2 separate regions of the Mus musculus genome follow, and region 1 is linked to region 2. The links are chromatin loops, found by intact Hi-C in ENCODE. Cell type or tissue: heart. All regions are shown on one strand. Each heading gives the region's core, and the rest is flanking DNA. Links, peaks and the distances in the headings are about the cores only. Region 1 has its middle 23 kb from the start of 4930568G15Rik. Region 2 has its middle 28 kb from the start of 1700029M03Rik.

Region 1 (15,970 bases), core at 6,537-9,036, 130 kb after region 2:
TGAGCCAATGAGGGCAGTAATAGTACCTGCCTCTTAAAACTGCGGTAGGGACTGGCTGAGATTGGCAGTGGACTTAGGATAATTCCTGGCATGGAGTAAGCTTTCTGTATACATGTGACTCTCTACTGTCCACCACTTAAATCCAAGATCTCTACTCCTGTATTCATTCTCTCTCTGTCTGTCTGTCTGTCTGTCTCTCTCTCTCTCTCTCTCTGTCTCTCTCTCTCTGTGTCTCTCTCTCTGTCTCTGTCTCTGTCTCTCTCTCTCTCTCTCTGTCTTTCTCTGTCTCTCCTCCCTCAACTCCCCTTCCCATGCCCTAAATAAACTCTATTCTATACTATACCTGTTGTGGGCCTGCAGAGGCATTCCCTTCCCCCACACCATACGCAGCTCTACCAAACATGTCCCTGGCTTCCCTTTCTTTATAAAACACAAAATGTAATATAGTTCCTCAGGTTGTGACCTCAACCATAAAATTATTTTCATTGCTACTTCATAATAGTACTTTTCCTTCTGTTATGAATTATAGTGTAGATATCTGTTTTCCTATGGTCTTAGGCAACCTCTAGTGAAAGAGTCCATTGATTGAGATCCAGTCAAGGACTCCCCTGACCCCCAAGAACTTTGCTGGGTTGCCTGCTGGGTGCCTTCACCTGGCAATGCCTGCCTGACTGCTTCTGCTGGGCTGAGCTGGACAAGGACACAGCTTTGTCTCAGGTCATTCAACTTTAAACCCGTTAGTGACTGATTCTCATTTGCTGTTACCTGAAGTTCAGCTCCTGCATCTTGGTCTTTTCAACGCTTCCAGAGCCAGTCTGCCATTTGCCTCACCTCCCACGTGACCTTGGGAAAGGTCTCCAATCACTTTGTCTTGTTTCTTCTTCTAGAAAATGAGAAAAACTGGGCAGGACTCTTGTGGTCTCACCACAGCAGCACACACCAACTCACCATCCACGATCCTAGAGTTTTTGTATCTTCCCAACAATTCCAGGGTTGGATGGACTGTCTCATAAGCCACACAAGACATAGGCTACAGCAGCCCGAACAACCTCTATCAACCAAAAGATACAGGGGTTAATCTAGAGAAGATTTGACTCTCAGAGCCTTAGTCACTGTTCTAATTGTGTGAAGAGACACCAAGACCACAACAACTCTTATAAAGGAAAGCATTTTTTAAAAAAGATTTATTTACGAGTGTTCTGTCTGCATGCCTGCATGCCAGAGAAGGCATCAGATCTCATTATGGACGGCTGTGAGCCACCATGTGGTTTACTGGGAACTGAGTTCATTTAATTAGGGCCTTGCTTACAGTTTCAGAGGCTTAGTCCATTATCATCCCATCAGGGAGCATGGTGGCAGGCGAGGCAGGCATGGTGATGGAGAGTAGCTGAGAGCTGCATCCCGACCTGCAGGCTTTGAGAGGAAGGAAGACTTGGCCCCGCATGAGTGACATCCTTCATCCAACAAGGCCACACCTCCTTATCCTTCTATTCCTGTCTATGAGTTCCACTCCCTGGTGGCTAAGCATTCAAATATATGAGCCAAGGGGGCCATTCTTATTCAAACCATCACAGCCAGCAAATAGGATACGGAAGAATCTGAGCAGATAAATCCCCTCTTCTCTCCAGGTCCATGGATTTCTGCAAGGCACCATCTTTCCAACCCAGGACCACCAAGGAGGAGACCACACAAGTAGCTGATAGACGTGCCCACTGTGCCACCCCTGGATTTGTCATATGAAGCAGACAGAAATGCAACACCTTCCCCTGTCTCCTGTTCTCCCTCCCTCTCTCCCGTTTTTATCACCCTCGGTATCTTCCCAGTTAAAATGTGAGTATTAAGTTCTTGTTTTAGGCTATTTTCTAGGTAACTTGGAGGTGAAGGGAGAAGACATTTGACTGGAACAAACAAGAGTAGACCTACACCACTGCCAAGTCTCCTATCCCCATTCAGCTGGTTACCAAGTAACGGATAACCTGGTTACTAAGTAACGGATAACCTGGTTACCAAGTAACAAGCATTGAGAGGCCTTTCCTACTTTGCTCTCCCTGGAGCTGAGGAGATAATGGCTGTGCTGACAACTCATGACTTAGCTTAGAACCTTATTTAGACTCTCAGCAGGCTATTTCACTGACCAGTGAGCCGATAATGAGAAAGAAACTCAGACAGTCTATCTGATAGCAGAGCTCAGCTCTGAGCCAGAGTGTGTGTACTTTCTTCCCTGCAGCCCTGCTTTCTGTTGTCCCTGCTTGAGCCAAGACCTAAACACATCACACCCAGCTGATAGCCACAGATAGATGAGTTAGCTCTGGTTCCTGCGCTCAAGTGACTCAATCCAGAGTCTAGGAGGACCACCTAAGCGCAATGGCTACAGAAGAGAGGAGAGCCTGGGGAGGGTGGCCTTCCCGATCTAGTGTCCCCTCTGAGATGGAGATGCCATGAACATCTGAATGAAGGGGAAGTACTCTGAGGAGAGAATGCTGGACCCAGAGAGAGCTCAGGAGAGAGTCGGCTCCGGGTTCCTACAATACAGGGCACACTGAGGCTATGACGCTGTGGCTGGGAACACTAAAGAAGGCATCGTAGATGAATGAGTTGATCAGAAAGTTCCTTAGTCTCAGCTAAAAGACTCGGGATTAGCCATGCCTCCTACTTCATGGACATGCCGGATAGTAAGCGTCAGACGTGAACATGTCCCGTAGCCATGTCCCGTGGTGGATACTAAGATGCAGAGCTGAGCACATGCCTCTGTTGTTCTGCAGAAAAGCTACCATCGAAAGCCATGGGTATGCCTAACACATGGGTGTGCCTAACACATGGGTGTGCCTAACACATGGGTATGCCTAACACATGGGTATGCCTAACACATGGGTATGCCTAACACATGGGTATGCCTAACACATGGGTATGCCTAACACATGGGTATGCCTAACACATGGGTATGCCTAACACATGGGTATGCCTAACACTCCCAAGAGGAAGAGCCAGGCCTCTACAGGCTCAGATTTGGTGTCTAGCTAACTGTGGAGGCTCTACTAGTGCCCTGCTAGCACATCTTCTCTCATATCCCCAACCCTATCCCATGGATCCACCATCTATCTATGGCCCCACACTGCTGGGCACTCAAGTGTCCTTTACCCAAACCCCGAGTGAGAACGGTGGGCATGATTGTTCTATAGAAGTAGGGAGAGCTTTTTGTGACCCATTCTCCAGGTTGGGAACCTAACAGTCCCTTTCACTTCTACCAAGTCCCTTGTATGGATCAAACCGTCTCAAAATCAAAGCAGTGGGTCAAAATTAGGCGTGGATGGGCTGAAAACTAAAAGAGCTCATTTACCCACCTAACTTCCCACTATGTGGAATGGTGGTAGCTGTCATAACACTGACCAAAGCTGGCAAAGTGACAAAGGGTTCCATGCTCTTTGTCATTTTAATCTCATTTCACATGCACCAGCTGCTGTCAGGGAGAGCCAAGATCCTCAGGGGCCCTGTTGCCAGCTCCTTCAAAGCTACATCTATTCCCAGACTGCCGCATGACCTCAGTGGGTGAAGTGGTTCCTTGATGTGGTAAAGTGCCCCAGACAGACAGACAGAGACAGGAGGCAGGAGAGGTGGCCATGAAGCACTGTGACAGGAGCTCCCAGAGATAAAAGAGAAAGGATGAGATAAGACTCCCCCGTTCAAAGGGGAAGTCTGCCTCTTTGGGTGTCATTCCCAGCTTGGAGTGTTCCCAGTTTGGTGAGTAGGTCAGTATGTACATAACAGAATAAACGCATACCTGCACACACATGGAACATTCATACATACATGATATTTTAATAATAGATAATATTATATTGAAAATTTGTCTAGGGTATAATTTTTTTCTTATCTCATTAGTTCTCTTCTTTCCAGGTAAGATTTTCTGCCCACCTCTGAGTTTCATGTGGTGGGTTTCCTCACTACAGAATAAAGGATGTGTTGTGAAAACCGGTTAAGAAGGGTGTGGAGGCTATCTCTTTCAGAGCGACCATGTAGCTCTGTGATCTCCACATTTGTCTGAGATCTTAGACAAGCAAACTTCTCCTTCCTGGAGCGTCTCTTTCAGCTTTCTCTGAGGCTCAAGGTATACCTTGTCATACGGACGGACGGACAGACGGACAGTCTACCAGTGATGCTTGCTGCACCGCCCTCGCTGAGTTCACTTGCCTTTCTCCCTCTTCCTTCCTCTGGCAACTGCCAACTGTTGTTTTTCTTTTAATTTTTTTTAATAAAATTGTCCTCAAGCTTCAAAAAAAATTGAAAGACTTGTGCAGATTTGTCACACAGCAGCTAGAAATTGTTCTTTTTTTTGGTAAACAACACAATCTCAGGGTTCACAGTGTGATCAAATATCCCACAACACCCAGATGCAGAACTCTCCTTTCCCTTCCACAGATAAAATGGATAAACTAAACAAAAGGAGACATAGAAGAAAAAACCAAAAAGCAAAAGAAGTTGTGCTGAAGTACTCATCCAAAAGAGAAAAGAGAGTTTACCAAGACAGAAGATGGAGAGAGCAGGAGACGGGGAAGAAGGAGTAGGAGGCTAGAGAGAGAGAATGCCAGGCAGGGATGGCTGAGGGGTAAACACAGTTGCTTCAGAGCCTAGTGACCTGAGTCTGGCACACACCTAGATCACACACTATGGAACATGCACTAAGGCATGTGCGTGTATGTGTCTGTGTATGCAAACACACACAAAGTAAATAAATAAATGTAATTTTTTTTTTACAATTAGAGGAAAGGAATGACAGATTGACAAGATAAGGAGAAGATAGCAAATCTTGTATAGAGCATCCTTCCCTGACGGAGAAAGAGTGTGACCCAGTGGCTACATCAAAGCCACCTCCGCACAAGGACTTTTGCCATCATGCCACCTGTCCAGCAGCTAACGGTCTTATCTGCTTGAACTACTGCAACAAAATACCAAAGCCTGATCACTCTATAAAGAACGGAATTTATCTTCTTGAAGCTCAGGAGCCTAAGAAGCCCAAGTTCCAGGAAACAGCACCCGCTCTAATGAGAGCTGTCTTGCAGCATCCCGACAGAGCCGAAGGTGGAAAAAAGAGTGTCTTTGTTAGGTTTTGCTGCTATTAACAGACACCATGACCAAGGCAACTCTTCTAAGGATAGCATTTAATCGGGACTGGCTTACAGGTTCAAAGGTTCAGTCCATTATCATCAAGTCAGGAACATGGCAGCATCCAGACAGATATGATGCAGGAGGAGCTGAGAGTTGAACTTCATCTGAAGGCCACTAGAAGACTGGCTTCCATGCAGCTAGGACAAGGGTCTTAAGCCCATGCCCACATTGACACATCTATTCCAACAAGGTCACACCTCCAAATAGTGCTACTCCCTGGGCCAAGCATATACAAACCATCACAGAGAGCAAGTTAGCAATCCAACCCTGAGAACCTGGCTGTACTAATTAGGGGACATTACACAAGCTAATCTTTCTGACAGGCTCCACACTCTAATCTCCACACACTGCTAATACCTGAATTTTGGAGTACCAATCCACTTTGTATTTAAAAGAATTTCCAATGTTGTGAGTCTTGGTGGGAGAGCAAAGCCTCCTCCTACATGCCAAGGACACCCGCCTTGCCTGTAATCCCAGGGAGGCTGAGATAGGAAGAGCGATGCAAATTTAAGGCTAGCCTGGGCTACAGTGGGAAACCTTGTCTCAAAGAAATTAAAAAGATAGTTGACTTCTATCCCATAATTATAAATAATCACAGTGCCTTATGTCCACTTTACTAGGACCTGTGGGAGCCAACATGGCTGTCACCAAACACCAATTCTCAGTGATTTTTTCCCCATTGTTGTGACAAGAACAACTCATAAAGGATAGGTTCGGGTTCAGCTTGGCCACAGCTCAAGGGCTCAATGTGTCTCCTAGGTGACTCTAAACCAGACAAATGGACAGTGGAGCTATAATGTAATTATAATCTCAAAAAATGTTTAAATAGGTAAATGCAAAAAGGTAAATAATTTTAAATAAATATATTTATATGTATAAATATATTTGTTTTATAAATAAATATATATATATACAAATAAAATAAATATAAATTTAAAATAAAATATACCATGGGAAGTGATTTTAAGTGTCTTACATAAGCATCCTTATAAACCTTTGCAGTACTTAACTCATTTAACACCCACAGGTAGTAGGTATCAGCTGTCAGTTTCTAGGTTGGGTAATTATTAGAACTCAGAGAAAGGCTGGCATAGTGACACACACCTTTAATCCTGGCTCTCAAGAGGCAGAGGCAAGTGGATCTCCGCGAGTTCAATGACAGCCTAGTCTACACAATGAGTTCCAGGCCAGCCAGAGCTGCAAAGTGAGACCTTGTCTCGAAAAACCGAAAACAAAAGAGTTCAAAGCGGTTAGTAAACAAGCATGCCTATAGTCTGACGCTAGAAGGAAACCGGACCCAAACTTTGCCCAGGCACTCAGACTCCACAGCCCAGCATCGCACACCAAATCACCCTGATGCAAACACTGCCTGGAAACAAGGAACACCGCTATTCACTCGGTAACTGGAGCTGTGAAGAAATGCAGCTGAGACTGGAAAGGAGGCAATCAAGCGGCAGGCTGGTGTTTTTGTAGGAAGTGCAGAGGGGCCTGCGAGAATGGAGCTCCTCTGAGCTGGCAGGGAAGACTGGAGAACAGTGAGATCAAAGACTCCAGCCCAAGATGCCACTTAAAGCTCAGGGCTCGGGCTTCGCTGTCTCCTGAAATCTCTGCTCACATCCCTTACTCTCTCTACTCTGTAAGGCGAGCCATGAGCCACGGTGTATTATCACCTCCTGCCTGCTTTCCAGTCTCCTGTGAGTCCCAGAAGCCTGCTCCGAGCACAGCCCTCATTCTCCATGTCTTCCCTGGGAGTGGGGGGCGCCCAGGGGTCTGCCAGGCCCACACAGGCAATGTCTTTGCACTGAGTCTGGACGCTAGAAAAACGAGTCCTCCCTTTTGTTCTCCTGTATCTCCTTATCCTCACAGCTTTTCCTGTGAAAGGTTCTAATCTATATTTAGACAGTTGGTTTTTTCCCCCCAGAACCATGACATTTAACTTCATCCTCCTTGTTTCTAGATGATTTTCAAATTTCTGTCCAGCCATCAGTGACTGGATTCCCTCTGAGATTTGTCTCAGCTGCTGGATTATTACACCCCCAAAGTCCCCACACTCCCGGCCAAGGCATAGATTAGAAACTGAGCGTGGGAAAGCCAAGCCTAAGGACCGAATGAGTAGTCTGTCTCAGCTAGACCATCCCTTAAGCTAAAAGGAAAACCTGGTTACATCTGACTACAGTAGCATCCAGCTGCTATATGTCCCTCATTCTGGTAGGGACGTGGCAGTGACACACATTCCCAAATCCCAAGCGCAGACGGTTCCAATATGCTCTTCCATGGCTTCCTTGAGCTCACAAATCAATTACATTGTTTTAAAGGGTAGAAAATGGTGTTGGTTTCTTATATTCCCCTGGGCAGTGATCCTGCTATTTAAAAATACTCTTAATCTCTCCCAGAAGAGGGCGCTTGAACGTTATCTTTGCCAAAAGCCCACTTATCTTCTGCTTGCTTTGTGGAACCTCCGTCATCCAGTTAAACTCTAAAGGCATATCTACACATTTCCCCAGCAGGGCATACCACGCCTTCTCACCGGGTTTGAGGGAAGCCAGATGCTGTGGGCTCCGCTCTCCAGACGCCGCGGGTTCCACTCTCCGTTCTGGCGCAAAGGGGGTGTGTGTTAGATCCTTTTTAGTTTGGCTGGAGAATACTTAAATAATAGGAGAGTGATATCAGAAGAGAGGTAGGGGAAGTTAGTTCTCTAATCTTGAGTCTGCTTCGCTATGCAGGATGAATATCTGAATCCAAACGAGATTCCCGAAGCCTTTGTCCGTTATACCTGCGATTTCAGAGGTCTGTCCTCACGTGTGCCCATCTCTCTAGCGCATTCCCTTAGGTCTGGAGTCCAGTGTCCTTTCCTTTCCTCTCAAAGCACTTATAGCAGGAGCACACACTGCGTTCTGTGTGGGTCACGGTGCAGCTTCAAGGCAAAGTCCCTACAGCTGCCACCAGCTCACCAGCCCCCTCCCCTGATCTGTCTTCAAGAAACTTGGGAGAGGCCAGTGACTCAGTCAGCCACCAATTGGACCACCTATGACCTCTATTTCCTTTTCTCTGGCTATAAATACAACTTCCCCTGTGATTGAAGTGGAGGCCAAAAGATGCACAAGACAGTGGGGGGGACCGGGGGGGGGGGGGAGGCTGCATAGGTTCATGTCTGGGACTCCACTAGATATGCCTGGCCTGACAGTAAGCTACTGCAGAGGGACAGGAAAGCCGTGGTTTTCACAGCCACTCCTAAGATTCTCAGAGAGCAGAATGGTGCCTTTGGAACAATGGTAAAGCAGTGGGCACTCCTGGGCAAAGGGGGAGCATTCATTTAGCACTTGTCACAGGTTAAATTGGGGTCATCATTCTGAAATGTTACTGCAAAGCAACTGCCAAGCCAATAACAAATGTTACAACTCTCCTGTTGTTTGATTTTTAATATTTTATTTATTCATTATAAATTCCATATACACATACAGTATATTTTCGTCAAACCCACATCACACTACCTCCTTCCAATTCTTCCAGGAACCCCAGACCCTTCTATTTCCAACTTCATATTGTTGTGTTATCCTCATTGTTGTTGTCATCAGCATCAGCATCACCATCATCACCACCACCACAATCATCACCATCATCAGCATCATCGTCAGCATCAAGACTGGAGAGATAGCTCAGCAGTTAAGAACACTGGCTGCTCTTGCAGAAGTCTCAAGTTCAGTTCCCAGCACCTACAAGCCTCCTGTTACTCCAGTTCCAGGGATCCAATACTCATTTCTGACCTCCACTGGCACCAGGCACTCATGAAATACACAAACATATATGCAGGCAAACATATACACACATATGTAATAAATTTAACAATAATAATTCCTGAGTCTATGTACTGAGCACATAGTATGGATGTAGAGCCATCTACTATGGTATGAGCCATCTACTATGGTAGCCTACCAGTCACCCATCATTTCCCAAAAGGAAAGTGAGACCTCCCCCCTTCACATCCACCCGCAACTATCAATTCTCACTCCATAACCCAGACTGGCCTCACACTCCTGTTTTAGTCTCCTGGATGCTGAGATTACAGGCATGAGCTGCCAGACTCAGGTTATAAATTCACAAGCTTTAACCTTGTCATCCCACCCTAAGGAACTTACCCTGAAGAAATAAAGAGAAGGGGAATACATACATATGTGCACACACACATATCTACATAAATAAATACATACATGTGTGTATGTATACATATATGTATATGCATGTACATATATATGGTGAGACATTCTTTGTAGCATAAATGTTAGCTCTACAAAGTCCCAGATTTTGTTGAAAACTTAAATAAATCCAAAAGATTTATTTGACATTTAATAAGTTTTGATACTATTATGAGAAAAATAGTAACAAATTTAATGCTGACATTTTTTTAACAAAATTTTACTATGTAGCATAGGCTGGCTTTGAATTCAAGTTCTTCCAGCCACAGCCTCTCAAGGCTAAGGCTCAATGTGCCCAGCTGCTGACTCTGTAGATCTTAACGACTCTATTTGAGACTCAAAATTTGACGAGTCTGAACCAATATTTTTTAGAGCTTCATCACATCATACGGAAAGTTATCTTTCCAGCCAGAGAAAAGGAAGAGAGGATCAGAGATGGTCCAATTGGCAACAGCTCCCACCCGATTATTTTAATGTTATTTGAACATCTGGCCACACGTGACTAGCTGAGACCCAGATACTTGTTACCAAACTGGGTCTCATACCAAGTTGAATTTGAGTTTACTATATACAGAAAAAAGAAAAAAAAAAAGAAACTTTAAACCAAACTCAAAAAATACACAGTGGCTGCTTTAGGCCAAAGAATTCACCTTATAGTAAATGGACAAGGTGAGCCATTTTGCAGAAGTTAGAATTATAATAGAAATGCTTTGAAAGGTGGGGACTGTCCTACAGTTTAAAGGTTATATCTTAAAGTAGCATACAAATTGGATACAATTAAAGTCTATAAATGTAAGGAAGATAATATGGTAAGATGGAACTCATTCTGGATGTAAGAGAACTGAAAGCAATTTTTTTTCTTTTCTTTTCTTTAACTAGGTATTTTCTTCATTTACATTTCAAATGCTATCCCAAAAGTCCCCCATACCCTCCCCCTGCCACTCCCCTACCCACCCACTCCCACTTCTTGGCCCTGGCATTCCCCTGTACTGAGGCATTTAAAGTTTGCAAGACCAAGGGGTCTCTCTTCCCAGTGATGGCCAACTAGGCCATCTTCTGCTACATATGCAGCTAGAGACACGAGCTCCAGGGGTACTGGTTAGTTCATATTGTTGTTCCACCTATAGGGTTGCAGACCCCTTTAGCTCCGTGGGTACTTTCTCTAGCTCCTCCATTGGGGGACCCGTGTTCCATCCAATAGCTGACTGTGAGCATCCACTTCTGTGTTTGCCAGGCACCGGCATAGCCTCACAAGAGACAGCTATATCAGGGTCCCTGAAAGCAAATTTTTAAGTGTATTAAATTCCTTTTAATTCTGTGGTATTTCCTTTTCCACTTCAAAAGGAACATTTTTTTTTACAGGAAGACAAGTTATCCTATTTGTGAAGGTAAAAGAGGAAAGTCCTTTGGGATACATTTTTTCAGTGAATTGTTTCTTTGTTGATACACAGTCTTACCAGGCGGGCAGGCCTGGAACTTTCTGGGTTTATGAACATGGCCTCCAGCTTGTGATGCTCCTCCTGCTCTGTCTCCTGAGTGCTGCACACTGTGCCTAGTCTGGGTGCCTGAGGACACAGTCGTCTTCTGTCCCGGTCCTGGCTAGCTCCGGAGAGGAGAGTGCAATGGCTTTCCTCAAGGATCTCAGTGACATAAAACATCCTCACAGTTGTCTTGATATAAGACAGGAGCTCAGATTCACTGCTGTCTGGTGAGACAACCACATACAGTGTCAGACAGTGGCCCAGGGTCGCAACCCCTCATCTCACGACAACCTTGGAATATGAGTATCATTGAACAAACAAGAAGGCGAAAACTCAGCCAACTTCAAAACCGTGCCAGTTTGCCCACTCAACATGGCAGGGCTGGCTTCAAATTTGGTCTCTTCATCTCCCAAGATGATGGTGACATTCCTCTCCCACACTGGATTACCATGAGGTCAAGCAGGAGGGAAAATCTGATATGGAAGAAGAGCTTAACGATTACAATTGGCCACTTGGGGCTGGCTGCTTAGAGCTCATGACTAAAGCCTACAGCCAGGACTTGTCCTCAAAACTACTCTTTGGCCACTTTAATGATGTCCTTGGAATTTGAAGAGCATTTGTTCCTTAATTAGAATTTAATCAGGAATAAATCCACTTTTCTACAGATACACTGAGTTTGATATACAGAAGGGAGAAGCAAAACTTTAGGAGACAGGAGGCAGTGGGGGCACGAGTCGGCCAATTAACCACCTAGGAAACCATTAAGTCAGGCTTTCACCTTGACTTATCTTGCCAAGGCTTTGTCTTTCTTGACAAGTGTACACCCAGCGCCTAATTGGATTAAATTGCAACAATGTAAGCCATCCAAGAAACTCGCAGCCTTCCTAACCAGAAAGCCTTCCTGCTGCTCCCGGGCAGTGTGTCTTTCTTGACTTCTTGAAGTCTCTCACGCCACCCCACCCTCACCCTAAGCATCATGGAAGAAGCAGCGGGCGCTTCCTGCGATGTCTGCACCAGAGAGAGGAGTCTGAGATAGATTTGCATGGGCTGGGGGCTGTGCTGACCCAGAACGAGAAGCTAAATTCTCTCATCCCAACAGCCTGGATGCGGAGAAGGTAAGGGAGACGGGAGGACTCAGAACACAGATACTGTCACCCCACTTCACAAGGACACCCCGAAAGCTGTCCACACAGAGCCATACAGAGGGAAAAACGGGGCTCCAGCACTTTCCTGCCCTTAGGAGAGGGAGAATGGGAGAGAGAAGAAGCATCTGCCAGCAGCTGCCCTGCTTCCTGTCCATGGCAAAAGGCCTTTTGTGTTGGTTCCTTGGAGCCTCTGAATCCTGTGACTAAGCCAGCCATCAAGCAAGCTGAAGCACTGGTCTTCAGCAAGAACACTTCTGTGAGGTGACAGCTTTAACCGGCATGGCCTGGCTTCTTAAAAGACTTTGACACCAGGGTTTTGGTTTGTGTTTGTTTTTTAATCTTGCTGGAATAGCAGCTTATACAGGGAGGAAGCAGGGATGGTGGGGGCGGGGCGAGGGGGGGAGGTAAGGATGATATGGGATGGGAATGAATAGGGTGGAGCTCCCAACTTCTAAGGACTTGGTGGTCTGTGCCGCTTTGTCTCTGGACGCCGACCCCAGATTTCCAGAGCCTTAGCAGACTTGTACTTCCTGTGTCCCAATCCTTTCTTCTCCCTCTGGGAGGCAGCCGTGCAACAGGGCTATTATGTATGGCGTTTGCATCCGTTCAACCCACCACCTCCCCAAGGAGCAGAGGGGCCCCAGAACCTCTCATCCTGGATTAGAATACTGCTCCACCCCCTCGTCCTGACACCTGCCTGGGATTCACTTAGTCTCGGCAAGAACTCCCAAATTCCAAATTCCAAAGCCGAGTCTTCATGTTCTTCCCTGCCAAGAAGGCAGAGAGGGGCTCTGAAAGCCACACCCTGGGCTTCTGGCATGTCTTTCCTATACTGAATTGTCAGCAGTAAAGCACCTGGTCCATTACTGAATTAACAGTCTCCCCAAAGATGCTTCATACAGAAGTGGTGGTTTGCTTTGGGGATCTGTTTATTGGTTTTTTGGTTTTTTTTTTGTTTGTTTGTTTGTTTGTTTTGTTTTTAACCTAACCTAAACCAGAACACAGTTCTCATCCAGGCTGTACCAGTTAACTCCACAACCTTAAAGCTGCGAGCCTTATATGGATGGTGATTTCTCTAAAAAGGAAAATTATGCTGCATCACTTTTCTTTCTATCTTTTTTTTTTTTTTTTTTTTTTTTTTTTTTTTTAAGTTCTGCAGCAGGAGGCCTTTACGCAATGCGGGATGTTGGCGAGCCGGGCTTTTGCTGCCCCCTCGTGGCGGCGAGTGTGTATCGGTTTAGAGGCTGCAACTGCGGTAGCTTAGCGGGCAATGCGGTGGGCATAGATGATTTTGTGCAGAGTTCTGAGGAACATGGTTGGCTCTGGTTCAAGGGTGAGAATTACACATTTACAGCTGGGTCTAATGCCTTCCCAGCTACCCATCACCAGGGCAGGCCAGGTTCAGCAGATCTTAGAGGATCCTACCTAGATCACGTAAACCTAGTACCCGCTTCCTCACAGGGCGCCCTCCCTGACCACTACGTCGGGGAGGAAGAGGCACGGAACAGATAGTGTGCTTTTTCTCAGGCCCTACAGTCTCCCGCGGAAAGCAAACGGCTCCAAAACCTAAGCTGTAGAGGGAGAGAAAGAGGTCTCCACTCGAGCCCTGACATGCACACCGCGAAGACTCCGTGCCCGACTTTTCCCCGTCGAGGGCCTGGAGAGAACCCCCTCAACCACCTAAAAGCAAACACGAATAAGAAATTGGTGATGGTGATGACGATGACGATGACGATGATGATGATTTCGCTGAAAATTAGTCCGAGGATTACTGGCTGTCCTCTGTGACACAGAGCCCCAGCTTAGGGACATTCGCACAAGACCTCCCCCAGACTTTTAATAACCAAGCTATGAACTTCCATTCCTCAGAAGGATAGGGGGCAGGACGTTGGATCAATTTGGTTTACCACGAACCGGGAGTTAATGAATAAACCGATTCCCTTTTTTGAGAAAGTAATTTTTGGCCCGGACTGCTCTTGGAACTTCCCTGTGGCCTGTGCTTCTGTTAATGTGTAAGAAGATACTGAGTTGGGCTTCTCATATTCGCTGTGGTATATGCTGTTACAGTTTAATAAAGTACCATGTGGTAGAATTTCATTCAAAAATTTTTTCCACAGATTTATCCCAGGGAATCTAAGAGTCAAGTCCTGGAGAAAGTCTTGTTTAGGTTGACCACACACAGAGAGGGGATGTGAGGTGTCCACTTAAATGGCACCCAAAAATATCAAAGCTTAGTGTCTGGAGGAGATAGATGTGGATGGTGGGATGGCTCAGTGGGTAAATGCAAGTCTGATGATCTGAGTTCAATTCCCAGAACCCTCCTAAAAATGGGAGGAAGGAACTGACTTCACAGATTTGTAGATGGTGGTAGATGTTCTACTGAGTACAACCACAGAAGAAACATGTCTGCAAGCAACACTCAGCCCTGGACCAGCACAGAGAAAAGGGAGGACCCACGTTGACTGGAACCCTGGAAATTGTGTCACAGGAGAGACTCTGAGGACGCTGAATGCCCTGGCTTCATTTCTGGTGCTGTGACAAAAGCAGACTGACAGAGAGCAGTTCAGCTGGGAAAGGGTTTCTTTCTGTTCAAACTCCCAGTCACATCACAGTCACAACCAACAACTGAGAAAAAGAAATGTGTGCATGATCCCTCGCTAGGCGCAGCATGATTTAGCCACTCTTCGGTCAAGGTTGGCTTGGGTATGTGTATTTGGCAGGAGAGTATGTTCCCTGGAGAACAAAGGCTCCCGGAGGCCACTGTACCCCGGGTAGCTGGAGTTGCAGGCAGGTGTGAGCCAACCTGGTATGGATGCTGGGATCTAAACTCCACTCCTTTGTTGTTAACCACTGGGCAATCTTCCCAGCCCCAAGAGCTCCACTCGGAAACAGTTTAGGGCTCCTGCCTAAGACATGGTGCCGCCCACAGTGAGCTGAGAGTTCCACATCAATTAAGTTACATAAGACAGGTCCCTCACAGATACACCACTGGCCAAGCCATGGTAAATAACCTCCCGTTGACATACTCTTCCCAGTTGATTATAGGTTGTCGAAATGGCAGAGCTAACTACGACACCCAGCAAAGAAGAATGAAGACTCGTGGGAAACTGAAGACATGTGCTCACCATGTAGAAGGTTATCGTGCAATAATTGCTTTGGCTTTGCTTGAGACAGGGTAACCCAAGCTAACTTTGAACTCACTAGGTAGCCAAAGGTAACCTTGAACTTCTGATCCTCCTCCCTCCACAAACATGTGCCCCTACTGAAGGGTTTCTGTAATGGCTGGAGAGAGAAGCCAGGGTGCGCTAGGCAAGCACCCTACCAACTGAGCTATGTCCCCAGCCCTGGATAGGAATAACTCTGAAGCAATTAGAAGAAAAACTCAAGATAAAACAAACTTACCTAATTTTATTTAGCTAAGGAAGGCTTCGTGAGAGCGGCTGTACTGACTATCAGAAGTCTAGAGCGCTCTGCTGCCACAGTCTTGGCAGCTGGCCTCGACAGGCAGGGCACAGACACAAGACAGAAAAAAACACATTTGACTGATTAAAGTGGAAAAAGCCAACTTAGAAGTGGGGGGGGGCTTTTTTTAGCCTTTTTATTTATTGGTGTGTGTGTATGTACGTGTATATAATGTGTTATTTGTGACGTGTGTATGATATGTGGGGGGGTGATGTGTGTCTGTGTGATGTGTGTGTAATGTGTGTGATGAGTGTGATATGTGTAGGGGTGATGTGTGTGTGTGGTATGCTATATGTGGTATGTGTATAATTTGTTTGTGTGATTGTGTGTGTGTGTGTGTGTGTGTGTGTGTGTGTGATGTACCACAGTGAGTATGAGAATCAGAGGGCTAATCTGTGAAGTCAGTTCCTTCCTCCCATTTTTGGGAGGGCTCTGGGAATTGAGCTCTTCAGACTTGCATTTACCCACTGAGCCATCCCACCATCCACAAGCGACTTAAAGTCTTACTTATTCCTATTCACAGGAG
Region 2 (15,970 bases), core at 7,086-9,585:
CAGTTAAAACATCCTTCCATTTGACCATTTCTTTTGGTCTATCAGGGTCTGTGCTATGTCGCTCAGCTGCAGAACGCCCTTGCTCGTTGAGATTCAAAAAATTAAGTGTGAAGAGTGCCATGGAGACAACTACTCTTGGCACTGAGGGCAGAGTCTCAACTCCCCCTTTTTGTTTTATAAAATAAGACTTGAGTGTTTGGTGGGCACGTTCCACAATGCCTTGTCCTTGAGGATTATAAGGAAGGCCAGTCAGGTGAGTGACATCCATTTGATGACAAAATTGTTGAAATTTAGCAGAAGTATACGCTGGCCCATTGTCCGTTTTTAGGATTGTGGGCTTGCCCCAAGCACTCCAGGCTTCTAGGCAGTGCTGTATAACATGAGAGGCTTTTTCACCTGTTAAAGGTGTGGCAAACATTACACCAGAGTAGGTGTCAATAGAAACATGTAAATACTGATTTCTCCCCAAAGAGGAAATATGTGTGACATCCATTTGCCAGACTTGTAATGGCCTGACACCTCGGGGGGTTACCCCTATATGAGGAGTAGGTAAAAATTGACAACAGTTTTGACACTGGGTGACAATATCACGGGCTTCTTTTCAGGTTAAAGTAAAACGGCAGCATAAAGTTTCAGCCGTCACATGAAAGCGTTTATGAAATTCCCTTGCAGCTTCTGTCTGCGAGGACAGAGCAGCAGCCACGATTCTAGTGGCTTTATCTGCTAAGTCATTTCCATGAGACATAGGGCCAGGAAGGCCAGAATGAGCTCTGACATGAGTAATATAGACACGATGTCTTCTGTGTAACAAGGCTGACTGAATTTGTTGAAAAATGTGAGCAAGCTTACTAGATGATTTAATTAAGCCAGCAGCTTCAAGTGTATTCACTGCATTGACTACATATAAGGAATCAGATATAATATTAAGCGGTCCTGGGAAAGTGTTAAGGACCTCTAGTACCACTAAATACTCTATAATCTGGGGTAATGTCTCATTATATTGCTTGGATGTTACTTGGTCATTTATTACATATGCACCTATGCCAGATTTGGATCTGTCTGTATATACTACCACCCCATCTGCAAGTGGGTGTTTGGCTGTAATTACTGGAAACACTACGGCTTGAGTTAAGGCAAACTGCAAAATTGGATGTTTAGAAAAATGATTATCAATTTTTCCTGAATAGGAGGTAACTAAGACTGCCCAATCATCAGTCGTTGCTGCCAGGGTTCAAACTTGAGCAGAGGTATAAGGCGCAATGAGTATATGAGGTTCTTCTCCAAAATGAGTGATGGCAGCTTTTATTCCCCTAAGTGCAAGTTGAGCGACTGCATTAGGGTACCATTCAATGATTTTTGCAGGGGAAGCATTAGGGTGGACCCACAATAAGGGTCCATTTTGCCACAAGACTGCTGTTGGCAACTGTGCGGTTTTTAATATGCACAATTTAAATGACTTCGACTTATCAATGCGTAATAATTGGGCATCTTGTAAGGCCTTTTCTATAGTTTGTAAAGCTTGACAGGCAGCTGGGGTAAGTGCTCTATGGGAGGAGATGTGAGTATCTCCTTCTAAGATATCAAATAAAGGCTTTAACTCTGCTGATGGAATTTTCAAAAATGGTCTCAGCCAATTAATATCTCCCAACAATTTTTGAAAATCATTTAAGGTATGTAATTGATCTTTGTGAATTTCTAATTTTTGAGGAACAATTTTGTCAGGATAAATGCGTGACCCAAGGAAGGTTCCCATTTGAGCAACTTGCACCTTCTCAGTGGCTACCTGCAATCCCCATTGCCCTAATGTCTGTATTAATATAGGGTATGCATCTTGCAATAACTGGATCTTTATGACAAATGAGAATGTCATCCATATAAAGAGCTAGAAGCAAGGATGGAAAATAATTTCTAACTGATTTAAGTGCCAATTGCACGTACAGTTGGCACATGGTAGGACTATTTGCCATTCTCTGAGGTAGAACCTTACATTGGTACCGTTGATCAGGTTCCAAATGGTATGGCTGGGATGGTAAATGCGAATCTTTGCCTATCTTGAGGGCACAGAGGTATAGAGAAAAAACAGTCTTTAATATCTATGATTATAATCTCCCATTTTTTTGGTAAGGCAGAAAGCAATGGTAGCCCTTGCTGAACTGGCCCAAACAAGCGCATTTGTGCATTAATTGCTCTGAGGTCATGTAATAAGCGCCATCTGCCAGATTTTTTCTTAATTATGAAAATAGGTGTATTCCAGGGTGCAGTAGGGGGTTCTAAATGACCTAAGCGTAGCTGTTCAGAAATCAAATTTGTGGCTGCTTCTAATTTTTCAGAGGAAAGAGGCCATTGGGAACCCATACAGCTTCCTCTGTAAGCCATGGTATGGACATGGAACCCTCAACAGCCACTTCTAGAAAAAACTCAAACCTTGTCTCCCAGTATTACCTTCTTGAGGGATAGGTTTAAGCCTACCCTGCTCTCCTTTCCCTAATCCTTTTCCTTCTGTATAGCCCATTTTTCTCATCATTTGAACAGCTTGTGGTGAGTATTCATTAGTCAAGGTCATTCCCATTGCCTGTAAAATATCTCTCCCCCAGAGATTAACTGGGAGTGGTAAGACATAAGGAGTGAATTGTCCCGTTTGACCTTCAGGCGCTTGCCATCTCAAAGAACGGGAGCTAATAGTGGGGCAGGACTGGTAGCCTAACCCTTGTAAAGAGTGTGATGACTGAGTGACGGGCCAGGGTTTGGCCACCAGTGGGAAGAAACAATACTTTTGCCTGCTCCTATATCTAAAATTCCCTTAAATTGTTTCCATTCTATAACTAACTCCAAGGATGGCCTGGAATCTAAAGACATTATTAAGTAAGCAGAATCATTTCCAGTAGAACAAATCCCTCTGGGAGCTCCAGGAATACCAGAGGATGGAAAACAGCCATGTAGGCTTGGCAAAATTATTAGTTGAGCTATTCTGTCCCCTTGTGATATAGAAAAGACACCTTGAGGGCAGGACAGAGAACCTATAGTTCCCCTTTATAATCCTGATCTACAACTCCAGGGTGAACAATAAGGCCTTGTAAGGTGAGGGAAGCCCGGCCCAAAATTAGGCCAACACTTTCAGATGGCAGAGGCCCCTTATAATCAGTAGGAATTGGCTGCACTCCCAGCTGAGGCATCAGCATGAATCGGGTGGAGGCATGGAGGTCCAATCCAGCCGAGCCTTCTGTTGCCCTGCGGACCGTGGTGTCCACTTGTTGCCCATCGGAGTCCCATATGTTTTGGGGCCCTGGGACTTGGGGGCCTGAAACTCATTTTTCTACCACTTGAGGGGGCCCTGGCTGCAAGAGCCTGCCTTGTATATCTCTAATTGAGTGACAATCTTTGGCCCAATGGTATCCTTTTCCACACTTAGTACACAACCCTGGCGCTGTCCTTTTTATGTGGGCTCTGCAGTCCTTTTTTAAATGCCCTGGTTTGCCACAATTAAAGCAAAGTTTGAGCTCCACTGAGTCTGAGCGCCTCTGCCCCTGCAGAATGGCGGCTGACAATCCAGCATTAGTAAGCGGCCCGGCAAACCTTTAACCAGTCCTGTAACCCCTTACTCTTTCTAGGTGTGATTGCTGATCTACATTCCTGTGTAGCTTGTTCATAAACCAACTGTTCAATTAAAGGCATAGCTGCCTCTGGGTCTCCAAATATCCTCCCTGCTGCCTCCGTGATTCTGGCCACAAAATCTGAGAATGACTCCTGTGCGCCCTGGGTAATTCTTGTCAAATGTCCATTCGCATCCCCCTTCCTAGAGAGTGCTTTCCATGCCTTAACAGTGGCACCTGAGATCTGAGCGTACGCTCCCCAATGATAATATGTCTGGTTAGCAGCGTGCTGTCCCTGACCTGTAAGTAATTCAAAAGTCCGCGTTCTTTGGTCCCCTTCCATGGTGGTATTAGCCCTTGCCTGCGTCTGGCAGAAATCCTGCCATAATGCTTTCCACTCAAGATACATCCCCATATTTGGAACCACAGCTTTCACCACTGTTGTCCAATCTCCAGGAGTCATTGCCAAAGCCGCAAGCCTTTCGACTTGTCCTATAGTGAAATTGGCACTGACTCCATAGTTACGGACAGACTCAGCAAGCTCCTTAATCTGTATATACTCCACCGGAGTGTGAACTCACCCTCCCTCGGCTCCTTCAAAAACTGGAAATGCCTTTTGCATTTTCCTCTGTTCCTCTTTTGGAATGAATGAGTCTGAATGATACCTCTCCACATAAGACAGAGGTGCACTAGGACCCTGAAGCCGACAGTCCGGAGGCTGAGCAGCAAGCTGGCTTTCGACAGCCGCTTTTTGCCTTTTTCTGGACTGATTAGCTCGCATTTTATCTGGCTGGTACCTTTCTCCCTCATAACGAGCTGCTTCCTCCTCCAAGTCCGTTTCCTCAGAGGGGCTAAGTCCCTCATCTGATTCTGAGCTACTAAGAGCTAGGTCCTTAAACTCATCTAGTGGCGGGTATAGGTTCCTTCTCCTAGGGACCTCCACTGATTGATCTTTCTTCTTCTCTTTTTCCTTCTCCTTCCTTCCAAACTCACCCTGGGTATTCTTTCCTGACATTATCTTTTCCTTGGGCTCAAGGTCCGTGGAAAGGCCTGTATGCTTAATTGGTGCACCATGTGTCCATTTTGTTCCTAATCTCTCTCCCCGCTCTACCTCTGATAGACTGTCTTGAATTTCATCCAGAATTCTCTGCCCTGCCTTAACCACTTGTTGACATTCCTTGTCCTTTAAGCACGATCTTATCAGCTTCCACAACGACATGGTTCCTGCTTTAAGTTTGCCATTCTCCAGTTCCCTAACTAAATCTCCCTTGAGTTTCTCCCAAGAGGGGATAGTTAAGGACCCTGAGCATGCAAACCACGGTGCTATGCAATCTACCTCTTTTACAAAGCCTTCTAGTGTCTTGGTGGCGACTTTCAAGCCACGCTGCTTCAGGACCGACCGTAAGGCGGTCACCACAGAGTGGGAGATCCCCATACTGGTCACTGTCCAGGCGTGACCGCGACTGAGAACCAGTCAGCAATACTGGTCACTGTCCAGGCCTGACCGCGACTGAGAACCAGTCAACAATACTGGTTGCTGTCCAGGCCTGACCGCGACTGAGAACCAGTCAGCAATACCACCAGTGGAAGCAAAATGAAACCGAAAGGAAAGGAATAATCTAATCGCCGTGAAAACAATGAAAAGGGCGTCTAACTCTGGAGAAATTTCAAGACTGTACGTACCTTGCAGAGCTGTAAAGTGTCCCGTAGTTCTGAACCCGCCCCGTGAAACGGGGGTCTCCTATCAGCGCCTAGTGATGATAAATTCCCGGGTTTCTCAGCGCCACTTCTTGCCTGAGCTAGTATCTCGCCGGCAAGAATTCACTCGGACAACCGGATCCTTCTACGGCAAAGCTTTTATTGCTTCAACATAAGGAAGACCCCAAACCTGGAAAATGGTGCTGCTTAGATAGCCCGCAGCGTGACGTTTCAGCACCTGATGTGGCGTGACAGCACAGCACCTGATTAGTTGCTCACCCATCACCCCATTACTACGCCCCGATATGGGCAGTGACTGGGTGTGGATTTACTCTTGCACTTGCGCATAAGACTTGTTTACTAGTTAGGCGCAGTGGAAGCCAGCGCCATCTTATAATGGCGATTGCTCACGGCACGGCTCTCCACATCTATAAAGGCATTTTCAGAGAGATTTAGCTGAAGAAGGAAGACCTACAATGAGTGTCGGCAGCAGCATCCCATTGGCTGGAATTTCAGTTGAAGAAATAAGAAGATACAAGTGGGGCACCCTCATCCATCCCTCTCAGCTTCCTGACTGAGGACTCAGTGTCACCAATCACCTCCCTCCATTGCTGCCATGCTTTCCCTGTCACGATGGACTCTGTCCCTCTTGACTGTGAGCCAAAATACACTCCTCATTTCTTAAGGTATTTTGGTCCAATCCTTTATCACAGCAAGAAGAAAGAAAACTAATTCAATCTGGAATCCAAGAGGAATGAATGATCCCTAATACACCTCACAATCAACTTCGTGGTTTCTGGGCTGCCAGTTTTAGCCTAATTGGCTCTTAGTGGGAACTTGGAATAGATCATTTGGCATTGCCCAGGGGAAGGGCTTAGAAAGACACATATTAGTGCTGCGTGCAATGTCTTCCTCTGGAGTAACCTTACACTGCAAAACAAGATCAAACACCACTCACCTCTTCACAAATCTAAATATGGTCATGGCTTCTCTGGGGACTAGTTGACTGGAGTGGAGAAGTTTCTAATCATAAATGACTCACGGGCCTCACAGGCTATGTCTAGTTCACCCTACTCACATACTCAGTACATCATTTCTGTTTTATAGGAAATTCTTATGTATGGATTACTTTTCACACAGACTAGTTTTATTTCCTCAGACTAAACACCAGGGCCTTCAGAATGGAGATTAAGTATCACTAATGCAATGTTCCAAATAATGAAGTTTCAAGTCAGATTAAATGACTGGAATTGGCTCTCTAATGCTTAGAACTCGCAGGGAGCTAGGAAACAAGAGAGGCAAGGTAACAGTAAGGACATGCACCCAGGCTTCCAGCTTTGGTACAGAATGAGTCGCAACACTCGTCTGACTGCCTGGCAAGCCTTAGGCAAAGATGTACAAGCTTAAGCTAATAGAACCTTTAACTTCGCTGCCTCAATTTACTCCATTTCAATTTACTGAAACAAATATGATCCAAGTCGAGAAGCACCACAACCAGGACTTCCAGCTCTGACCAAGACACAAAAACCTTCCTCTGAACTCAAGTTGACCTTTTTCTTGAGCCAAAAACACTGAGTGGAAACAAACATTAAAAAACAAAACAAAACAAAACAAAAAACAAACAACCCTGCAGCTTTATGGCTGGAAAGAATCTAAGCTAATCTCACCAATCCTTTTGCTTTACAGATTAGGGAACTGAGGTAAAGACTTCTTATTAGATGAAGTGCCCAGAGTTTTAGTCTAGTAAAGACAGAATCAGTGCTACTTGCCAGGTCTCTGGATTCAAGACTAAAGACTTGAATTAGATCCACAAACTTACACCCCAGCAATACTGCCATGCCAAGGACTCTCCACAATGCCAAACAACACATTTAACAAAATACTGCGTTTCAAATGAAACGGTTTCCTCAGGTCAGAAGAGAATCCCTTTGCCTGTCCCCATCAGTTCTGAAGCACTAGCCGGCTAACACCTATGAATATTTCTTCAGCATGCTCTAGAACACCATCATTTCATCCGGTCCTTCTCTTAATCTGATGAAGTGGGTACCATAGCTACCCACACTTTACTGAAAAGGAATCTCTGATGTCAAAATATAATTGGCCCTTGTTCTTACAGCAAGAGGTCTATGGTAAAAAAAAATACAGATATAGGCCACCTACCTTCCTGACCCAGCACTTAGTCATTATTATGCTGACAAAAGACTAACAAGAATATAATCCAAATTTAACCACAATGAGTAAGACTGAGCTCTGATCTCAATTTACTTTGTCCTCTGGGCTACTCAACATCTAAAATTCCAGTTCTCTAACCTATATCTGTCACCATAGGAGAAGATTCTACAGTCTCCTCCACTAGCTATCCTCTAAAGCCACCAAGCCAAGATTCTGCTGAGGCTGGGAAATCCTAGCATGTTGAAACCTCGGTCACCATGTGCTTCTCTGTGGCACCTGCTTGGGATCCAGGGCACATCAAGTCTCTAGAATGAAATTAGCATTTGCTCTCCTCCCACGCTCTGTTCTGCTAAATTATGCAAATGAGGGCTTTAGGACGTGTGAACAATCCTAAATGTTCTCTTAGGAAAGGGGAGGGAGGAACACAAACCACAAATCAGGCCTGTGTAGGCCTCAGGATTAAACATACAAAGGAAATGGTATATGTGTATTCCTTGGTTTAAAGCATGTTGGTTTATTTTTGTCTGTTATGGGTAGGATTATAAAAATGCTGTGTGTGTCTAATGGTACTAGGAGCCCCTTTTGTATCCAGTAATATAACAGCCCTTCTGAGGATCTCTGGTTCTGCCTTATGTCTCAGAAAAAGCAAGACCCCCTGTGGCCAGGAAATTAGTCTATATTTTCCAATAATCTCCCGTGTGTATTAACATGTTTGTATATTAACACATACCTGTGTGTTAAAATGCATGTGTTAATATACATCAACTCTCTATGATCCGAGATCTGTTAGTCTCTAATTAAAAGATGATGTTTCTACTGCTGAGATCAACTTCTTTCGAGAACAGGGGAAGAAAGGCTCTAGAAGGAGGGATACAAAAGGGGACCCAGGGAGTGCTTTGGTAATGATTCTGTGTTGTCTGTGATGTTCTCCAGTGTAGGCTGAAGAACTTGGGATAAGCAGAAGCAGATAGAGTGATAGAGCAAGAGGAAAAATGGGTGTGCAGTCTAAGTGGCATGGTTCTTCCCATAACCAGCCCCATAGAGCCTCATGCCAGCCCTGTGAGGAAGGTCCTTTAAGGGCTGCCTGGAATGATCTTGCAGGATGTGCCAGCTGAGGGAGCCAACAAGAGAGTCAAATCAAACCCACATTCAGTTTGCCAAGCTACAGTCGCACAGGCCAAAAGTATTGAGTTTCCAGCTCATACAAAAGTGTTATGTGAGCTGAAGTCTGCATATCATTGTCTCATTTACTGACAGAAAACTAAGACTGTAGATAGTGAGCCATTGGCCCAGGGTCACTGCAGTGCATTTTTTAGCAACAAATGAAAATCTATCTGCTCCCCATTTTGTTCCTTCTGCAAGATCGTCTTCATGTTTGATGAAATGGGAGAAAAAGACCATCAAGGAAACTCAAATCCAATGCATTGAACATCACCGGAAGTGCCTAGTGAAGTGTCTCTGAAATAAACAGAAAGTTCTGGAACAACACTAATTACAAGAAAGCACAATGACAGGCAGACACATACATTCCCCTTTATAGTCATAGAGTAACATTAATCAGCCATGTAACAGTGAAAGATCTTGTCTTCAGCAAAGACTGGAAAAAGAGCTTGTGACTGACAGCCCTAACAGTCAGGTGAAGAACTGAAAATCAAGCAGCACACAGTGGAGTCAAATGAGTTGTTTATGTTAAAGAGGAACGGGGAAACTCCACAGAGACACCCTGGGACTTGAACTTGGCCTTTAGAGTTTTAAATATATGTATATGTATGTGTGTGTGTATATATATATCTGTAGCATTTCTTTAAGAAGTTGTAAAACCCAGAGAAGTAAAACTTGAGCGTAGGCTCTGAGAGCCATCACTGTGCTGAGCAGTACCCTGAGCCATGAGCTGGGGAGAGATGACTGTGCCTCACCTTGGTCTGTGCTGGGCTTTCCAGCTGAAAAGACCCAGGCCACTACACCCCCTCCCTGGCCTGCTACCACCCCCAGCCAAATCTCTCTGCTGCTGAAGGTGTCATGTACATGACAAACAGAAAGGAAAATAGCTAGTAAAAATGCAGTAAGACTTAACAGATTGGGCTTTCCAGGCACTGGGGCACTCTGTCTTTTGTTGTTTGTGTGTTCTGTTGTTCGTTTGTGATCAGGGTATTTCTGTGTAGCCCTGAGCGTCCTGCAACTCATCCTGTAGACCAGGAAGGCCTCAGAGATCCACCTGCCTCTGCCTTCAGGGTGCTAGGATTAAAGGTGTGCTCACTATGCTGGCTTCAGCAGTACACCAAATTGGTCTGGGAGCAAGTGGGTGGAAAATGCCAGCTCTTCCTCTGAAGTGACTTAGACATAGCAGTGGTGCTGTGGTAAGGAGCTGGGGCCAGTTCTCTGCTGGGTACATTTGAGAAAGTGATTTCTGGTGGAGTTACTGTCTGGGTGATAATAACCAGATGGCACACCCAAAGTCAACAATGGGGCTCACGGGGACTGTAGCAAGCCTTGGGATGACCTCTCTTATCCTGCTCTATGTGAAAGGGAGAATGAGAATCGAGCATGCTACAATGCATACTCATTCTGTCCTTCTGGAACCATGTTCAGGAGGGATTTGCTCACCCTGCTTAAAAGACAGTAAATGGAGGCCCAGGCCACTCCTACTCCACTGAGATCACAAGAACCCTAAGGAACAAAGCCAGAAGTTTAACCCAACTTTTAAAGTTGATGTTCATTCCATTTAATGAGACAGCTTAGTGAGTTGATAAAGAACACAGAGACAGGGATCTGGCTGCTAGGATTTGAGGCCTGGTCTTGTTGGCTAGGAGACTCTGAGAAGCTTTTTAAACAAATCCTTACCTTCAATTCTTTAAATGTCATGTACAATAAAATAGTTAGGATCGTGTGTGTTGCTCAAGAGACCCACATAGTTGTGCCTGACATATAGAAAGTGTTATATAAGAACAATGTTAGAACCTCTGGTGGAATCACCATGCCTGAACTACAGAGCAATTGTGATAAAAACTACATGGTACTGGTATAGCGACAGACAAGTAGACCAATGGAATAGAATTGAAGACCCAGAAATAAACCCACACACCTATGGTCACTGGATCTTTGACAAGGGAGCTAAAACCATCCAGTGGAAAAAAGACAGCATTTTCAACAAATGGTGCTGGCACAACTGGCTGTTATCATGTAGAAGAATGTGAATTGATCCATTCCTATCTCCTTGTACTAAGGTCAAATCTAAGTGGATCAAGGAACTCCAATAAAACCAGAGACAGTGAAACTTATAGAGGAGAAAGTGGGGAAAAGCCTCGAAGATATGGGCACAGGGGAAAAATTCCTGAATAGAACAACAATGGCTTGTGCTGTAAGATCAAGAATCGACAAATGAGACCTCATAAAATTGCAAAGTTTCTATAAGGCAAAAGACACCATCAATAAGCCAAAAAGGCCACCAACAAATTGGGAAAGGATCTTTACCTATCCTAAATCAGATAGGGGACTAATATGCAATATATATAAAGAACTCAAGAAGGTGGACTCCAGAAAATCAAATAACCCCATTAAAAATGGGGCTCAGAGCTAAACAAAGAATTCTCACCTGAGGAATACTGAATGGCAGAGAAGCACCTCCCAAGTGCTGAGATTAAAGGTGTGTGCCACCACGCCTGGCTAAAAGAAGATTTAAAAAAAAAAATCTGAAAACTGAGAAAGAAGGGAATAGGAAGGTTTGGGGCTGGAGAGATGATCAGTCAGTGATGTACTGGCCATGCAAGCATGAGAACCACAGTTGGAGCCTCATCACCCAAAATGTCCTGGATGGTTTTTATTGTCAACTTGATGCAATTTAGAGTCATCTGGAAAGAATAATTTTGTTGAATAATTGTCTCAATCAAACTGACCTGTAGGGGTGTTTATGAGGTGTTTTCTCAATTGCTAATAGTTATAGCACATATATATGCACAGCCCACCATGGGTGGTATCAAACCCTAGGCAGGCGATGCTAGGCTGTATAAGAAAGGTACCTGAGCATAAGACTAAGCAGTGCTTTTCCATGGTTCCTGCTTCAGGTCTATGACCTGGATGTAGAAGCCAAAATAAAAACTTTTCTGTCCTAAATTCCTTTTGGTCAGGTTTTTGTCACAGCAACAGAAAGGAAACTGGAATAGTATTTTTAAAAAATGAACAAACAAACAAACAAAACCAGGATGTGGTAGCATGCACCATTAATCCCAACACTGGGAAGGCAGAGGCAGGAAGATCACCAGGGCTGATTGACTCATCAGGCTAACTGAGTCAGAGATATTGAGGAAAACACTCAACATCACCTCTGGCCTCCACACATTCAAGTACACACATGCGCATACACACTGAACATGTACACACACATACACACTAAGAAAGAAAGAGGTAAAAGGAACCTCACTAGAAAACTCATTCACATCTTTAAGCCATGTCTAGAGTCCTGAACTTTACCTATATGGATGTCACTACAGGAAGCAAGCCAGTTTCCTTGAAATGACTGGAAGCTTCTCTATGGATGATAGGCAAGTAGTCAGACACACAGACGGGCAGACAAGATGGTGAAATCTAGGTAAAAAGACTTCTAAAAAATGTTCTGATCATGAGTAGAGATTCTCCTACCTACAAAAAGGCCACTGAAGTTGGACACTTATGCCTCCATTGTTCTGCTCTTCCCCAGAGTTCAACTAATGAGGCATCATCACCTTGAAGCTCACATTCAATGTCCGCAAAGCTTGAGTACCTATCATAGAATGGGCATCCCAATCACAAGGCTGCCAATTTCATACTCAGCATCCCTGGGCTCCTCCCCCAGGAAGAGGAACCCTCGATAGCCATGGAGAACAGTAGTCATGGTCATAGAGTCACATGCAGCTACTGAGAGACAGTTGACAGTTAACAATGACAGTGATGACAGGAAGTTACTCTTACTGTTGGGGATCCATCCTGGGGCATTGGAAAGAAATAGAAATGAGAGGTCAGAGGTCAGGATTGGGGCTCTGCAGCATCACTATACGCCCATGTGACTTATACAAGTCAATTAGCCACCCTAAGTATCACCTACAAAATGAGGATAAAACTCTTATTTCCCACTGTTGTTTAAAATTTACCTGATCTTAACTCACTGGTTTCTGGGAAAGAGCCTTATAAACTCTTAGACTTGCCTTAAGGTCAAGTTTTCCCAGTAGGCCCCTGAACCACACCCAAGCCCTTGCTGAAAAGATGACTCAAGAAGGGGGTGTTGGCACCAGGGAGGCCAGCCATGTGATTAACTTTGAACTACTGTTATCATTTTGAACTTATGACCTCTAGAATAAAATTCAGCTATGCAGCCAATGAGTCAATGAGCTGTGCTGATCTAGTGAAACCTTAGTAAAAATCTGTACTGGCTGGGTTTGTGTGCCAAGTTGACACAAGCTGGAGTTATCACAGAGGAAGGAGCCTCCCTTGAGGAAATGCCTCCATGAGATCCAGCTGTAAGGCATTTTCTCAATTAGTGATAAAGGGTGGAAGGGTCCATTGTGGGTGGTGCCATCCCTGGGCTGTTAGTCCTGGGTTCTATAAGAAAGCAAGCTGAGCAAGCCAGGGGAAGCAAGCCAGTAACCACATTCCCCCATGGCCTATGCATCAGCTCCTGCCTCCAGGATCCTGCCCTGCATGAGTTCCTGTCCTGTTCCTGTCCTGAATTCCAATGTGGAAGTGTAAGCTGAATAAACCCTTTCCTCCCCAACTTGCTTCTTGGTCATGATGTTTGTGCAGGAATACAAACCTTAAGACATCACTTTCTAGATGCTTTCATCTCTAAGTCCTATAGATGGATTAATTCCCCAGATTGGTAATTCTATTAGTACCCAGGCAGTGTACATGAAATGAAAGGGTTCATAACACCCTGTAGGCAAAATCGGACTGGTGAGCAACTTAGAGTGATCCAATGTATAATCTAATGTGTGCATTGTGTGTGAGCCTTCTAGGTCTTGTTGAAAAGATTGCAATCACTGCTCGGCTCCCTCATTTTAGAGATGCAAAGACCTAGAGTGATGTACCTAATCTCAGGGAAACAGTGTGGGTCAGTGTGAGGGGCAGCACACTACAAAGCTCTAACTCTAACTCAGCCCTTCCCATGGATGCTTTCTCTCACTTCAAGCAACAATTTTGAATTCAAGTGAATAAGGGGTTAAAGGCCTGCCTTTCGGGCTGAACGGAATGTGCCGACTTCTCCTGAAACAACAATACATAGGACAACAGCACAAGATGATAAAGGAGAGGGTGGGGCTGGAGTGCATTGTTCTTGGAGAGAGAACCCGTGGAAAGCCGGCTCACCAGAACTCAGCCCACCATACTGGCCCCACTGCCGCCAGCCAGCAGCAGAGTTGAATGATGTCTGCAAAGAGATCCAATGTCTGCTCAGTGTCAGCTAAAAATAGCAACAGGACTGTCACACACACACACACACACACACAAACACACACACACACACTGAGCCACAGCCCCCTGAAACAGCTAGATTGTGTGACAGGTGAAGTCAAACACTGCATTCCTCTGTGGCCAAGGAGAAGCTGAGCCTGTACAGTTAGCTAAATATCCACATCACCCAAACTTTCTCTCTCTCCCTCCCCCTCCCCCTCTCCCTCTCCTCTCCTCTCCTCTCTCCCTGTTTGTCCCTGGCTGGCTGTTTATCTGCTTCTGTGCCTCTCTCTGTCTCTCTGTCTCTCTCTCTCTGTCTCTCTGTCTGTGTGTGTGTGTGTGTGTGTGTGTGTTTCCCCCCCTCTCTCCCTCCTTCCCTCTTTTCCTCACTCCTCCTTTCCCTTCCCCTCTCTGTCTTCCTCTCCCTCCTCCTCTCCCCCTCCATCTCTGCTGTGCTGAACCTCAAACCCAAGCCAGGCAGCTCTTTGCTATGAACTAAAACCCCAGCCCTTCCTTCCATTACCTCTAGGCTGCACCTCTACTGCACTTTCCCCTACATTTTCTTGGTTTTTCAACAACACCTAAATTCATTAATCCTGTAGCACTGGAAACTCTGGAAGACCCTTTGACTTGAAGAGGACACCTAGGGAGCAAGGAGCCAGGAGTTTACCTTCCTTCCTCCTTCACCAACACAAGAGACTCCTCAGGCAAAAAGGCAAACCCACTCTGGTCGCAGTGAGATATTGACCTGGTAATGGCTGGGTTTTATTATCTATTAGCATCACATGACTCTTAAGGTCCCTAAATAACAGGTCAGTGCGTAATTTCATGAAAATAAGGGAAAGGATCCACTCTTACAACCGTGTTCAGTGCAGCCTCAGGACAGAGTCACTAAGTGGCCCACCCTGATTTGGGAGAAGCAGTTTACTGGCCTGTGGTGAATGCTACAAGCCAGTAGGGCCTGGGAAGCCTTCTTCTAAAGGATTTCAGATTCACAACCTTGCACTCGGTTTAAAGGAGCCTCCCACATTCCCCTCTAAACCACAGCCTGTTTTGTAGCTTATTTTTCTTACATATCTCTAAACCTATATGGACAGACCATCCAATCTACAGGGATGCTTCAGTTAATAACAGGAATAAAAGATATAACATGGGATACTATGTTAGGTAAACTAGCTTGTAAGTAAATAGAAGAAACACAATAAAATTAATAATAAAAATAAACGCATAATCCAAAATCCGGTATCTCATACACAATAATGGCCTGAACTATATCCATCTGGCTGCCAGAGCAGCATCAGTACAGATGTTTGAGTGACGAGTTTCAAGGCACCACTCGGTGACAAAACTCTCATCTATATAGAGCATATAGACACATAGAGCATCATTCTATGTGTCACATGATCGGCCAATTGTTATTGTGTGGCATGTTGCCAGGGTTACAGCCGACCAGTGCAGATTAAGAATGTCCCTTTAAGAGTTCTTTGTCTCCTAGTGAGACTCTCAGGGAGAAAACTACATTTTCATATGTGCATGGTTATCAGTTGGAGGCAGCTTCTGGGTTAGAGATGGGCGCATGTGTCTACTGTTTCTTTCAGTTCTAGAACCTCATCTGGTGTAGACCAGTGCTATAGACCCATGCAGGCTCTGTATGTGCTCCCTCAGCTCTGCAGCCCTGATGTGTCTAGAAGACCTTGTTTCTTTGGTGTCCTGAATCCCCTCTGGCTCTTACACTCTTTCTGTCTCTTCTTCCACAGAGTTCCCTGAGTCCTAAGGGGAGGGATTTGATGGAGACATACCATTTAGGGCTGAGTATTCCAATGCCTCTCACCCTCTGAATATTGTGTGTCTGTGGGTCACTGAAGGTTCCCATATGATATGAGAGGAAGCAAGGCACTGACGTATGAGTATAGCAGGATGTCATTAGGAGTCATTGTATTGCTACATTCCTTTAGTAGAACAGTGATATTTTGTTTTCCCATAAGCCCCCGGGGTATCTAATCTCAGGTTCTTAGTCACCAAAGCAGTGTCAGGTACAGGTTCCATCTCATGGAGTGGGCGTTCAGTCACATCAGTTATTGGTTGGTTACTCC

What was found. Peaks named below come from ENCODE experiments on the same cell type or tissue, not always from the same donor. Only the 100,000 strongest peaks of a DNase experiment are listed, where the experiment ranks them.
Region 1: it touches region 2 in a loop (2.6-fold over the local background); 2 of 42 quality-filtered maps call a loop at or near these places.

What each region holds. Positions count from the first base shown.
Region 1 is chr1:165,107,351-165,123,320 of GRCm38, forward strand. No RefSeq gene overlaps it. Among named protein-coding and RNA genes, the nearest start is that of 4930568G15Rik, 23 kb to the left of the region's middle. In heart, for the core only: a CTCF peak has its summit at 7,566 (motif pointing right); a DNase peak (open chromatin) is centred at 7,691; H3K4me3 peaks cover 1,971 bases; H3K27ac peaks cover 2,500 bases.
Region 2 is chr1:164,980,597-164,996,566 of GRCm38, forward strand. No RefSeq gene overlaps it. Among named protein-coding and RNA genes, the nearest start is that of 1700029M03Rik, 28 kb to the left of the region's middle. In heart, for the core only: no CTCF peak of the experiment used is centred there; a DNase peak (open chromatin) is centred at 8,565; H3K27ac peaks cover 274 bases.